Linked DNA regions of Homo sapiens: regions 1, 2 and 3 are each linked to region 4. Evidence: chromatin contacts called from ENCODE Hi-C or POLR2A ChIA-PET data. All regions are on one chromosome and are shown on one strand. Each heading gives the region's core, a stretch centred on a gene start or an enhancer-like site at or near the end of the contact. The rest is flanking DNA. Distances are from core to core; before and after follow the strand shown.

Evidence for each region. Hi-C counts contacts between places; a loop is a spot of excess contacts on that map. ChIA-PET counts read pairs that join two places held with the same protein, here RNA polymerase II (POLR2A). Pooled maps may share reads with other maps.
Region 1: a pooled map shows a loop between it and region 4 (2.4-fold over the local background). The contact joins two enhancer-like sites. A Hi-C loop is called at or near these places in 2 of 168 maps with a recorded cell type or tissue (GM13977 and HL-60/S4) and 3 of 50 pooled maps. POLR2A ChIA-PET finds 5 or more read pairs at or near these places in 1 of 52 experiments (HEK293).
Region 2: a pooled map shows a loop between it and region 4 (2.7-fold over the local background). The contact joins two enhancer-like sites. A Hi-C loop is called at or near these places in 1 of 168 maps with a recorded cell type or tissue (vagina), 7 of 37 single-sample maps with no recorded cell type and 5 of 50 pooled maps.
Region 3: a loop to region 4 is called in a pooled map, with 4 times the contacts of the local background. The contact joins two enhancer-like sites. A Hi-C loop is called at or near these places in 9 of 168 maps with a recorded cell type or tissue (A673, B cell, CD8-positive, alpha-beta T cell and 6 more), 20 of 37 single-sample maps with no recorded cell type and 17 of 50 pooled maps. POLR2A ChIA-PET finds 5 or more read pairs at or near these places in 1 of 52 experiments (HCT116).

The regions. Positions count from the first base shown.
Region 1 is chr10:63,063,434-63,066,320 of GRCh38, reverse strand. No RefSeq gene overlaps it. Among named protein-coding and RNA genes, the nearest start is that of NRBF2, 68 kb to the left of the region's middle. Within about 2 kb of position 1,565, at least 3 of the 41 ENCODE cell types and tissues checked have a DNase peak (open chromatin) inside an H3K27ac peak, as active enhancers do.
Region 2 is chr10:62,914,838-62,917,680 of GRCh38, reverse strand. It overlaps LOC107984012 (a long non-coding RNA gene), which reads left to right. Exons shown (of 5, transcript XR_001747465.2): 3 at 624-720. Among named protein-coding and RNA genes, the nearest start is that of EGR2, 100 kb to the right of the region's middle. Within about 2 kb of position 1,485, at least 3 of the 41 ENCODE cell types and tissues checked have a DNase peak (open chromatin) inside an H3K27ac peak, as active enhancers do.
Region 3 is chr10:62,994,527-62,997,562 of GRCh38, reverse strand. No RefSeq gene overlaps it. Among named protein-coding and RNA genes, the nearest start is that of NRBF2, 140 kb to the left of the region's middle. Within about 2 kb of position 1,607, at least 2 of the 41 ENCODE cell types and tissues checked have a DNase peak (open chromatin) inside an H3K27ac peak, as active enhancers do; they include PC-3, where a contact is called at or near this core.
Region 4 is chr10:62,612,708-62,615,613 of GRCh38, reverse strand. No RefSeq gene overlaps it. Among named protein-coding and RNA genes, the nearest start is that of ADO, 190 kb to the left of the region's middle. Within about 2 kb of position 1,558, at least 2 of the 41 ENCODE cell types and tissues checked have a DNase peak (open chromatin) inside an H3K27ac peak, as active enhancers do; they include PC-3, where a contact is called at or near this core.

The DNA of each region.
Region 1 (2,887 bases), core at 316-2,815, 450 kb before region 4:
AAACATAATATTGTAGACTGAATCAGGAAGCCTAGGTATACCGTACTTTGAAGCTATATTCATATTAGTGGGGAAAGCATCATAAGAAAGTAGACATTAAGAAGGGATTTGAAGAAAACGGGCAATTGGACTCAGGGTGTTGGAAATGGAATAATTTCTATGATAAGATTGTTGCAGGATTTGAAGGTAATGAAGTTAGGACAAAAGGAAAGTGATACCCGGAAGGAAAGATCAAACCTGCCTGTCATATGTATCCGAAATGCTTGACCCTGTTCTTGGGTGTGGGAAGTTGCTCCCAGTTGGAAATAAATGCTGTTTATGGATGGATGAGTCCAGTCCATGGTGAGGTCAAACATCATTTTCAGTGACTTGTTGCAACATTCATGATTAATGTTGATTTATTACTTGATCATTGTGTTATGTAAATAGGCGGCATCTTTTTTGTGTGTGTCTTGGTGTGATGCTGGTTTAATTGAGTTTGGGGATGGGGGGAGGAGGTGGGAGGTTCCAGGGTTAATACTGTTAGCATCTTCCTCAGTAGCAAACTCTTCTCATGATGGATGAAACAGTAGCAATAATCAGAGTAGCCAAACTGTTAATGGAATTCCATATGGGAAGGAGGGGTTTTATTATTATGGCAATTATATGACAGTAACAGAGAAGGATCTATAAACTAAAGAAAGTTAGTTATAAATGTTACCATGAATCAAAGATGGCAAAAAAGCATGCTAATTCGCTGACTGCTTAGCCAAACTCAAATTTTATTATTTTACTGAACAGTAAGCTCATTTTGTTAAACGCACACACACATAAGCACACACAAAGACGCACACACAGATTATTCAAATTAGAAGCAAATTTATACATTTTCTAGAATGACAGAAATTTATGCAAAATAAAAATGGGAAACTCCACATATAATTTCTATAATGAAAATGGAATTGTTTTATAACCATAAACTTTAATTAAATCCTAATTGAACCAGTATTTTATTTAAGTAGCTGGTTCATTATCTAGAAGCTTCTACTGGGGATTTAAGACTCAAAGTAGAAACAACTTTCATATCCCCAAAGAAAACACTCAAAGATTTACTCTACACTCAAAACTATAAGTGATGAAGAAAAGAATACCTGGAGATTCTGTGATTCTGAATAGATACCTGAGTTTCTAATGACCAAGGAATCTTTACCACCAATCTCCTTTTCTCCTGCGGAGTTACTGATACAAAAGAGAGTGGGAGGTGGGTGGGAGCACAAAGCCTCTTCAATTGTTATCAGATAGCTGTTCACAGAAAGGTCTTCCCAGAGTTTGCTGTGTAGAAAGCACAGCCCACACATCATCATTATTCATTCTTCCAGCTTAAGAGGCTTGTTTTTCGCAGATGTGCCCTTCCTGTTTGGCATTTGTAACTGTGGACTGTTGTTCAGTTGAAGAAAATGCGTCATCTAAATATGAACTGAGATTTTGAGCTGATTCATGAACACCTTTTGTTAAGTAAAACATAAAAAGGAGTATGGTTGCCAAAAATGAGGTACGCATCCCAGCAGAATTTTACTACAGTACATCCCACTAGGCATAAAACAAGAATACAACTGGTGTAATCACGGGAGACTTCCTCTTGGAGAAAGTGAAATACGAGTGACAAGGAACTTCCTAGAGAGGAGAAACAGACGATGTGCTTTAGCTTCCATTTTGCTTGTGTACACTCTATATTTATCTTGAAGCTTTTCCTATAGAGACTGTGGCATTATTTTTGGAAGCAACTCCCAGATTCATTCCTTAAAGCAAATTAACCTTACTCCTAGGCTTCGATTCAGGCATTTGTTTTAGGGAATGTTGTATCTACTCAAGCAATAGAGGGAAGGGAGCCACTGTCTTAGTCAAAATGACAAAAGGGAATGTTGTCATCACAGGGGATGCATTCATTCAGTTAACATTTATTGAGCACCTACTGTTAGCTTGGCAGTGTGTGCAATACATGCATGTTTGTGGAAATGATCTCTGGCCACCTCCATAACAGTTTAAGCTTCCTATGTCAGATGGTTAAAATAAATATGACCCAAGCAAATTTCGTCTGGGGATTCAGAGTCCAGGATTTTATTGTCACTAGTAGAAATTATGGAGATGGTAACAACACCTCAAGGAACATTTGCTTCAAAGCTGGTCTATTAGCTATCATGAGACAAAGTGGGATCACTCTGAAAAAGAACACATACATTTTCTCTCTTATGTCTTTTACTGCTTCCACAGTGAATCATCATCATCTAAGTTCACATTTGCATTTCACCAACTGGGAGGAAACAAACACTGTTGCCTTATTTTCTAACCAATGTTTTACAGAAAGGATTTAATTTTAGCCAAATTTTGGGTCTGATTTCTGGTTCTGCCTCTTTTCAACTCCATGACCTTGGATGAGTCACTCCTTTGAACCTGATTTTCCTCAAAGAAAAGACAACAAGCCCCTCCCCAAAAAACTAGAGGTTAATGTACAAGGAATGAGATAATGATTGCAAAAGCACTTTTAAAACTGTAGGCTACTTCAAAGTCAATTAAGCCAAAGGCAGGGAACAACTTTTTTCGATTAGCTACAATTTATTTAATTGAATTGAACCACTTAATCTTTTCTTTCTTAATTAGCATCTAGCTGGATGTTAAATTCCTAGATCAAATTAATGATTGGTTAATGTCCCAAATTCCATTCAGGATGTAGTTGTTACCTCTGTTAAAAATGCAAGTATACCTGAGCTGGCTGTTAGTCATTTACACCTTAGCATAACTGAAAAAAGATAAGAGGTTTATTTTAAAAAGAGAAGAAGAAATGTGTGAGGACTGCCTGGCTGAAGAAGATTGAACACCCCTAACAGGAGACGGAGGAGTTGGAAAAGAT
Region 2 (2,843 bases), core at 236-2,735, 300 kb before region 4:
GAGAGGAACATCCACAAAAGGGGAATGAGCACAGAGAGAAATCAGTCAGAACCTCAGAGGAAGGAACTGTGCTGGGTGTCACACTTTATAAAACGTTAACTAGCTCTTCCTCTGACATTATGAATCTGATATGATTTGCAGAGACAGTGGGGCCAAACGAACAGAAAATTCATTCCAGCCTAACATTCTTCTCTTCCATTTAGCAAGTGTCTTATTACTAAAGTTTATTTCTCTCAAAACTTGGTCTCTGTGTGGCCAGTTGGTTTTGTTCTGTCCCATGGGACCAACCAGGCTCTTAACCTGACCCTGCACTCTGGCACTCAGGGACCAAAAAGAAGGAATGATGTATGCTCCCAGTAAATAATAGTGTGTAGATTCCAGTAAAACAGTTCAGAGAAGGGTCTTGTGAAAATGGGGCTGGAGAGGAATTGTCTTGATGTGAGAAAGGTAGCATGCATAGGGTGGCTGTTGGATATCAGTGTTTTCCAGAAACAAATGGTGTAGTGGAACCATCAAAGGACAATGCTGAACTCAACTCTTTCTTGAAGTCATAGGAGGTGGGACATTTGTGTCTTGAAAGAAGATTACATTAAGCCTGTTGCCTATTCCTTCTCTCCTTCCAGAGCTATAAGTTGGTGCTGTTTGCCAGGGTTGGTGTCTACAGAGGGCCAGGGGAATTCCAAGCGAGGGACTCAAGGAGAGCTTCTTGGACTCCTCAAGGTAAGAGACGTGGTGAGATACTTGAGGATTTCTGGTTCCCATTCTAGTGCCTGCAGCATTAAAGAGCCAACAAGGACTTAAGACAGAAGCCCATGCCAGGAGTAAAGCATGTAAAATAGACTCAAAATTTGTCTGTGCCAAACCTCTTAGGAATGGAGTATCTGCTTAATGAAGGAGAACCCATCCATATACTTAGGAGTTGGAACACCAATATATGAGAGTTCTCAACCTATGGGAACTCTAAAAGTGCTCTTAAATTTGAATTCCCTCCCTTCCATTCTGGCCGAGACTTGGCCCCTAGGAAAATAGCAAAGTGCAAAGGTGTTGACTCTAGTCAGTTAATAGATCCACTAGTGTTTCTGCATTACTCACTGTTAGTCACCAAGCATTCACTAAGCATCCACTGTGAGCATGAACAGGACTACAGGCTGTTAGTTGTGTCATTTGCTGATGTGTCTGCCCTCTTCTACTGCTCCTACTTCCAACGTCTATGTAATATTTTGTATCTCCTGACAATGCAGCTGGGTTGGGTACTAACAAAGAAGGCCAGAATGAGCTCAAGGGTATTGCATTATTGCTGGAAGAGTGTTCCCATTAATAAAAGCTGGCATTGTGTAATGTCATTCACATATTACTGTACATGAGATGATGCAATGTGATGCTGGCCTTTGATTCACCCAGAGCTTAATGGGAGAATGAGACTGGTCATTCCAAATCCCTGAATTTTTACCACTGAGAATCATAAAATATTAGAGCTGGGAGGGACTTTAGAGAATAGCTCACCCAACCTCCTTTGTTTTACCAATGGGAAATCTGAGGCTTATGTTATTCTTTGTTGAATGTACCAACTGGAATCTGGCCAAAGTGCCTGTTTCTACTCACAAATGTAACGTTTGGAAACAGATTGGGTCCTGTGCCATCTGCTACCATCCTTGGTAGACTAGAAGACTAGGAATCCAGAATAGTTCCAAACCGTCTATGCACTTCATCTACATTATTAGCATCCCGGTTCCAGAAATTCTCTCCCTGAGGGTACTAGTATGTGGCACAAAGGCAGGGAAAATAAAAATAATTCTTGTTTTCTTATAATTTCATCTGATTCATCACTGCATCAAGGTGAGCTCGCTAATCTTAGATCTCAGATCTCCAGGGCATGGGCCCAGCCCTCTTTGATACAGAGCTATGAAGGCTGTCCAGCTTTGGTAGCAATCTCAATGGCATGTTTTTGTTGGACCATTTAAAAAATGACACAGTCCCCATTGGAGCTTGCACCTGTGTGTTTGTCTACCTTCTGCTGTATCTCCTTAATAGGGGAGGCAGGTAGTCTACCTGTTTAGAATGAGTTCAGGCTACGTAGTCTACACAGCATCAAGATATGGAATGTGTAGTTCACAATTCACTTTTGCCTGAATTATTTGTGTAATTGTGGAATGGGTTAGAAAGGGCATTTTAAAGAGTTATTCTTGGCTGTGGTAGGCTTTGTTCAATGGAAACATGTTTGGCTCTGTGTGAGCTGGCCTAACAGAGAAGTCATGGACAACATCCTCTTTCTTAGGAAAGCTTTCAACTGAAGAGTACTGCAAAAATCTTGGGGACACAGAGCCAAATGAAGCTGTTGACCCAGGGTTGGCCATCACAAGTGTTTTGTAGCCAAGGAAAAATTTGCCTGGGATCAAGATGCTTAGCAGGACTCCTGAGAGTGCCAGAAAGGAGACTGGAAATTAGTAGAAGTTGCTTCTGTTTTTGAGAAGGGCCCTTCTGTGTTTACATAATACAGAGTTTTTGAAATAGAAACCCCTGGCCAGAAAGTTAGAGGCCAAGAGAAGAAATAGAAATTAAATGAAATTCTTCCTTCGGCCTCCCCCTCATCTCTGTAAAAATAGACAGAGACTTCCTTTTCCACTTACAGATGGGGAGGGCACTGTTTTGCAGTTAGAGCTGAGTTGTGAGGTTGAGGCAAGCTGGGTTGGTGTTCGAAGAGAATTACCATCTCTTCGAATTGAAACCCATACCCTAAAGGGTCTTTGGATTGGGAAATAGTGCAACCTCCCCATGCATAAGAGTAGGAGGCACTCCATTTAACTCTAGAACACCATTTTTTGGCAAGCCTAGCATCTAGGCTT
Region 3 (3,036 bases), core at 358-2,857, 380 kb before region 4:
AGAAGACAGTAACTTGTCCAAAGGTACAGAGTAAGTGATAATGCTGGGATGGAAGGGAGGAGTTAACTGAATAGTTATATAGCTATGGCTAAAAATTTACCTAGTACTTAACATGGCGACATATCTGTGTGTGTGTAAATGATAGTAAATGCTGGTGCTTCTCGTTCCTAGGATGGTGCTGTGAGGAGACGTGACTTGAAATGGTCCCCTTTCCTGAGGCACCCTCATGGAGCTGCCTATTGAAGTCAGTCCTTTAAAAAATATATAAACAAAGCAATTCCTTATATTCTTTCTGCAGCTACAGATCATTTACTCTGACTTTTGCAAAGCCCTTGCCCTGGCAGACAAGCCCTGGTGTTGGAATCTGCAAAGTTGATGATTAGTCGAAACAGTCTGGACTGCATCCACAGGACATCTTGTAGCACAATCAAGCGCCACTTCATCATGCCTTGTGACAGTTTTCCCGCTAAGTCTCAGTCAGGAGCAGGGAGCCAGGGAACAGCTCAGCAGCTAATTAGACAAGGCAACATACAAGGCAAGTACATGCCTTCTTCAATAGGCTGGAGTGGTGAACATGTCAAACAGATCTGTCTTGCCCTCTGTGCTTTATACCCATCACTGTACCTGGTTGAACATTAACACGTGGAAATCTGCTGATTTTTTTCCAATATCCTGGCCCATGCAGAGAAGGAACTGAAAAGGAACTGTATGTCTGAAAGGTAGTTCCATGCTTCATTATCCCTAAAGGCATCAATCTTCAACTCATTGTTAAAGAAGCATCACAAGATGTGGAAATGCAGTGTTTTGGCCTTTTAGTGTCTCTGGCTATGATTTCCTCCCTTCCTTGTGATGTTTGTTTTGAAAAAAAGTCTAAGATGTTAAAAAAAAAGAAAAGAAAAAGGTTTTCCTGTTGAGACAAAAGCCAAGAAATTGCACGTGTTTCCTTCTCTTTTGCTTCTCTGTCTCCTAAAAGATTAAGGTTAAAGAGAAAATCTGAGATTTGTGGGTGTGTTTTTCAAAAGTTTTCAAAATATAAAGGCAGATACTCCAAAAACTTTGTAAACAAATATCTGGAAATATAAAGACAATATCAAAGTATATCTAAGCATACAACAGCAGCAGCTACAACAACATAAAGATAATTATTTTACATCAGGACAAAATACATTAATTTTATATCTTTTCTTTTTTTGTTTTTTTTTTTTTTTGTTTTTTTGAGACAGGGCCTCACTCTGTTGCCTAGGTTGGAGTGCAGTGTACGATCATGGCTCACTGCAGCCTCGATCTCCTGGGATCAGGTGATTCTGCCACCTCAGCCTCTCAGGTAGCTGGGATTACAGGCATGCATCACCATGCCTGGCTAATTTTTTGTATTTTTAGTAGAGACAGAGTTTTCCCACATTGCCTGGGCTGGTCTCAAACTCATGGACTCAAGTGATTTGCTCACCGTGGCCTCCCAAAGTGCTGGGATTACAGGCATGAGCCACTGTGCCCAACCCAGAATATATTCTTGGCCACTTAAGCAATGAACCCTATACGATGTGTCATTCCCTAAAGATGTCATTATGTGTGTGGTGGTATGTGTGTTTTCATCAGAAAACCTCAAGTCAGTTACCACTAGCTGTGGTAGGAGAAGCAGAGGATGCTGAAACTTGAAGGAGACTCTCAGAGTCACCTCGTTTAATCCCTTCACAGAGGAGAAAACTGAATGCCGGAGTAGACATATTCATTGCCACTGCTCTTTCCTGGCTCAGGGCCCACTGCTCTTTCTACACCACCATGGTCTCACTCTATAGAATTTGGGGGGTAGAACCCCTTTGTCATAGGCTCAGACACTTGGGACCAAATCTACCCCAGATTTTGAGAGCTAGAAATGGTGGCTACAAGAGATCACTCCAGCCTTCTGCTTACAGTCTGTCTTTCCATTCACAATGATTTAATTGTGTATTTTTGGGTGAGATACTATCATCTTCTGATTGAGTAATTTCAGAGGAAAAAATGTATTCAGCGGTGAGTCATGATGTGCTTATGCTGATTTGTGTACCACTCCTCTGTGTAGCACAGTAGACCCTGCCAATCACAGAGCAAGGAGCAATGTGGTTACATAGGAAGCCCGGATTCAATGCTTAGTGAACATGAATACAATATAATAATAATAATAATAATAATAATAATAATAATAATAACGTGGTAGTTTGTTGTCTCTGGAGCTAAGTAGCTATTGTGATATGCCATCCAAGAATAGATTCCAAAATGTATGAGCATGACTGACAAAGGATAGTCTTCTTTTTACTCTTTTTAGCTTGGTGAATATAGTCTCCAATCAAATGATAGTATCATCAGAACAGCAGATAATGAAAACCACATTAATAATGAAAACTGGAGACTTGGATCTTAGATCCGCTTTCCTGATTAGCTAGCTATTTTTCTAGTCACCCCCAAACACTGAATCTCTTTAGGCTTCAATTCCTTCGGATATAAAAGGAGTGGACTGAAGCAGGCTTTATGTTGAAGGAAATTTCTATGCCTAATGTTGAATGATCCTGGGAGTTTAAATTTCAATATTATTGCTATGAAATATTCTTTCATTGTTTGGTTGACTTATCTTTGTATGTCTGGGATTCAACTCAATGTGGGCTAGACTCCCCACCAGGACATACTTTTTTTAAAAATAGAAGTGTACTCTAAGAAAACAAATTATAGGTTGGGCGCGGTGGCTCACGCCTGTAATCCCAGAACTTTGGGAGGCCGAGGCAGGCGGATCATGAGGTCAGGAGATCGAGACCATCCTGGCTAACATGGTGAAACCCCGTCTCTACTAAAAATAAAGAAAAATTAGCCGGGCGTGGTGGCGGGCGCCTGTAGTCCCAGCTACTCCGGAAGCTGAGGCAGGAGAAAGACGTGAACCCGGGAGGCGGAGCTTGCAGTGAGACGAGATCGCGCCACTGCACTCCAGCCTGGGCGACAGAGCGAAACTCCGTCTCAGAAAAAAAAAAAAAAAAAAAAAAAAAAAATTAGCTGAGCTTGATGGCGGGC
Region 4 (2,906 bases), core at 309-2,808:
GCCACGTGGCTTTCCTGGCCTCGCAATCTAGAGTGTAAGCTTAAACTAGCCTCTAAAGGTTAGTCTAAGCTTAAGGCCAGGAATCACCTCCTTGTTATCTGTTCTCTTACAGTATCTAGCCCATCACACTTCCTTATACCTAGCATATCCATATATATTTGTTGGTTTTTAATATTCTGCGAATTGAAGTGCTGACATTGCTTGATGATCTAGAAGCTAATTCATGACTCTAAAACTTTATGGTCCTCTCTATAGACTGCAATCTTTTGGCTCCAAGAGGTTAAGGAAACTAAACATATGAATAGTAGAAAGTGTCATATTCCTGGATAATAGAGTTATTTTAAAAAACAAACAAGGGATGCTGGTACAAATCTCAGAGTACTTAAGGCATCATCCAGAAAAAGAAAAAGAAAAAAAGAACACTTCCCCTGGCCTGGATATAGATGGTGGGTCTGACTGGGTTGGCATGTGATGCCCTGCCTGGCAAGACAGGACAAGAAATGAATCAACTGCCCAATGCGATGGTATGTGCTATTTCCAAGCTGCCTAGCTCATGAGTGCTGCACAATCCAGCAGCCCACTCTAATTTGTCACACCAAAGGCTGCCTTCTTAGTAAACAGTTGTCCACACTTCTGTTGGTTCTGAGTCACCGCTTAGTGTTCAAACTGAAATGCCAGTGCAGTCCTTGGACTACACCATGCAGTGTGAAACCAAGGGAGGCGGGCCAGGCAGGACAGCACTTCCTGTGGAAACTTCCGGGTCTTGCAAAGGAGCCAGAGCCTCCAACCAGTGTTCCGCAAGGGATGGTTGCAGAGCAGCCCCCTGGTCAGAGCTACCCCCTCCTCTCAGTGAACCCCCTCTCTTTATAGCTGAGGAAACTGGAGGTGAACTGGCTTTGTGACTTGTCCAAGATCCCACAAGTCTTTTTATGACCTGGCTTCTACCCTCTTCGATGTCATCCCCCACCTCATCCCACAAGCATCCTCTTCCCAGTCAGATGAAGTCATTTCAGCGACATTATTGAGTGTGCCACGTTATTTCACTTCTCTTGTCTTTGCGTGTATGTCCTGTCAACCTGGATGCCATTTCTACTCCTTCGTGGCTGGGGAATGACTCATCCTCCAAGACCCAACTCAAGCATCTCTTCCTTTCCGAAACCCTTTTTGACCAGTTGTTTCTCCTCCATCAAAGCAGATCTATCCATTCTGTGCTCTGTTCACATAACTGCTTATCAACCTGGAAGGCATCATATCTTAGAAATCTGTTTACTCCCCTAGGCCATGGGTAGTCAAGTGGCAGTTAGGATTGTGTTCAGCTGCAAGTAACCAAAAGCCCAGTTGATCAATATCTTAGACAAATTAGGGGACTAATTTTTTTTAGATAGCCAAGGTTGCCGTGATAACTCTATAATATGATTAATCATTAGGGCCCCTGTTTCCATGTAGATTTCTGCTCAGCTCTCTTTAATTTGTGGCTGTTTTCTTCATGCTTGTCACCCAGTGGTCACAAAATGACTGTTCTTTCTCTATATCCAACTTCCAGACTGGAAAAAGGGAAGTTAATAAGGTATTCACTAATGAAGCCTGCTCCTTCTACAGAGCTTTCCTGGAAGCTGCACTTAGTGACTCTTGCTTCTCTCTCTTTGGTCAGAATGGGACTGGATAGATATCCCTAGTGGCAAAGAGAATGGGAGATATATTTGATGACTTGAATGAATTGAAATTCCAAATACAATCAGGATTTGGATTGTTAGGAAGAAGGGGAGAATTGATATTGGGTAAGAAAGTAACTACCATATGTAGGGATTATGTTGCATTTTTCATTCTCTCTCTGGGGCTTAGCATAGGGCATGGCACATAGTAGGTACTCAATAAATAAATGTCCAAGAAAGAAAGGAAGCGACATTTTATAATTCCCTAGTCCACTGCTATTTGTACAGTATGACTCAGCACATCTTTGAGCTTTTAGACATGAAACGAAGCTTTCTGGGGGTGGGGAAGAACAGCAGGGAGGAGAGATTCCTCGGGGGAGTTTCCAGCCAGAGCTTACTTATTCCAGCTGCGACCACTCAGCTTAGCAATGCTTAGGAGCTAAGAGAAAGGGAAAAGAGTCCATTCTTGATGTGTACAGTTGAACCATCTCCCCCCGCCCCATCCCCAATTCAAAAAGAACATGTTGGTCACTACGTGACATTAGGAGCCTCGCTACATTCTTGGGACATCTCCTTCCCAGTCCCACACCCTATATTGAGACTCCTCAGCTAGGGAGTCAGGCCCAGCCTTGGGTCCTCTAAGGCCAGGTGCTATTTCTGTGTGTCATGTTTGTTTCCAGCTTTTCACAATTATAAACAACTTTGCAGTGAGCATCCCTGAAATAAATCTTTAGGATCATTCTTGTACATTTTAATTATTTTTTTCTGTAGTCTAAATTCCAAAAAAAGTAGAAATTCTGGGCAAAAGGGTATGTTCACTTTTAAGGTTTGTGGAGAAACATCTTGTTGCTTTATGCTCCCATCTGTCATGAATGGAAAAGCCTGCCACCACTCCAGGGGTGGGTGCTCTCCCCTTCTGAAGGTTTCAGTTGTCAAGCAGTCACTCCAAGGGTCTAGTCCTTCCTCCCTTCTGAAACAACAGCAGAACCACTATAAACCAGAAACAAAGATGGAGGACGCATGAAGATAACATGTCTTGATTCCCCTAGCTGATTGTAAGTTTTGCTCTGGAAAAAATGAAGATCATAGATTCCATATGCATAAAGGGAATATGCATTAGATGCTAGGTGAAAGGGCTCTGAGATGGTCCCATGGGCCCAGCTAGGGTCCTTGGGGCCCTTCTTGACTTCTCCCTATCATTCTCAATCAAGTCACCAAGTCCTGTCAACTCTACCTCCTACACGCCTTTGTAGT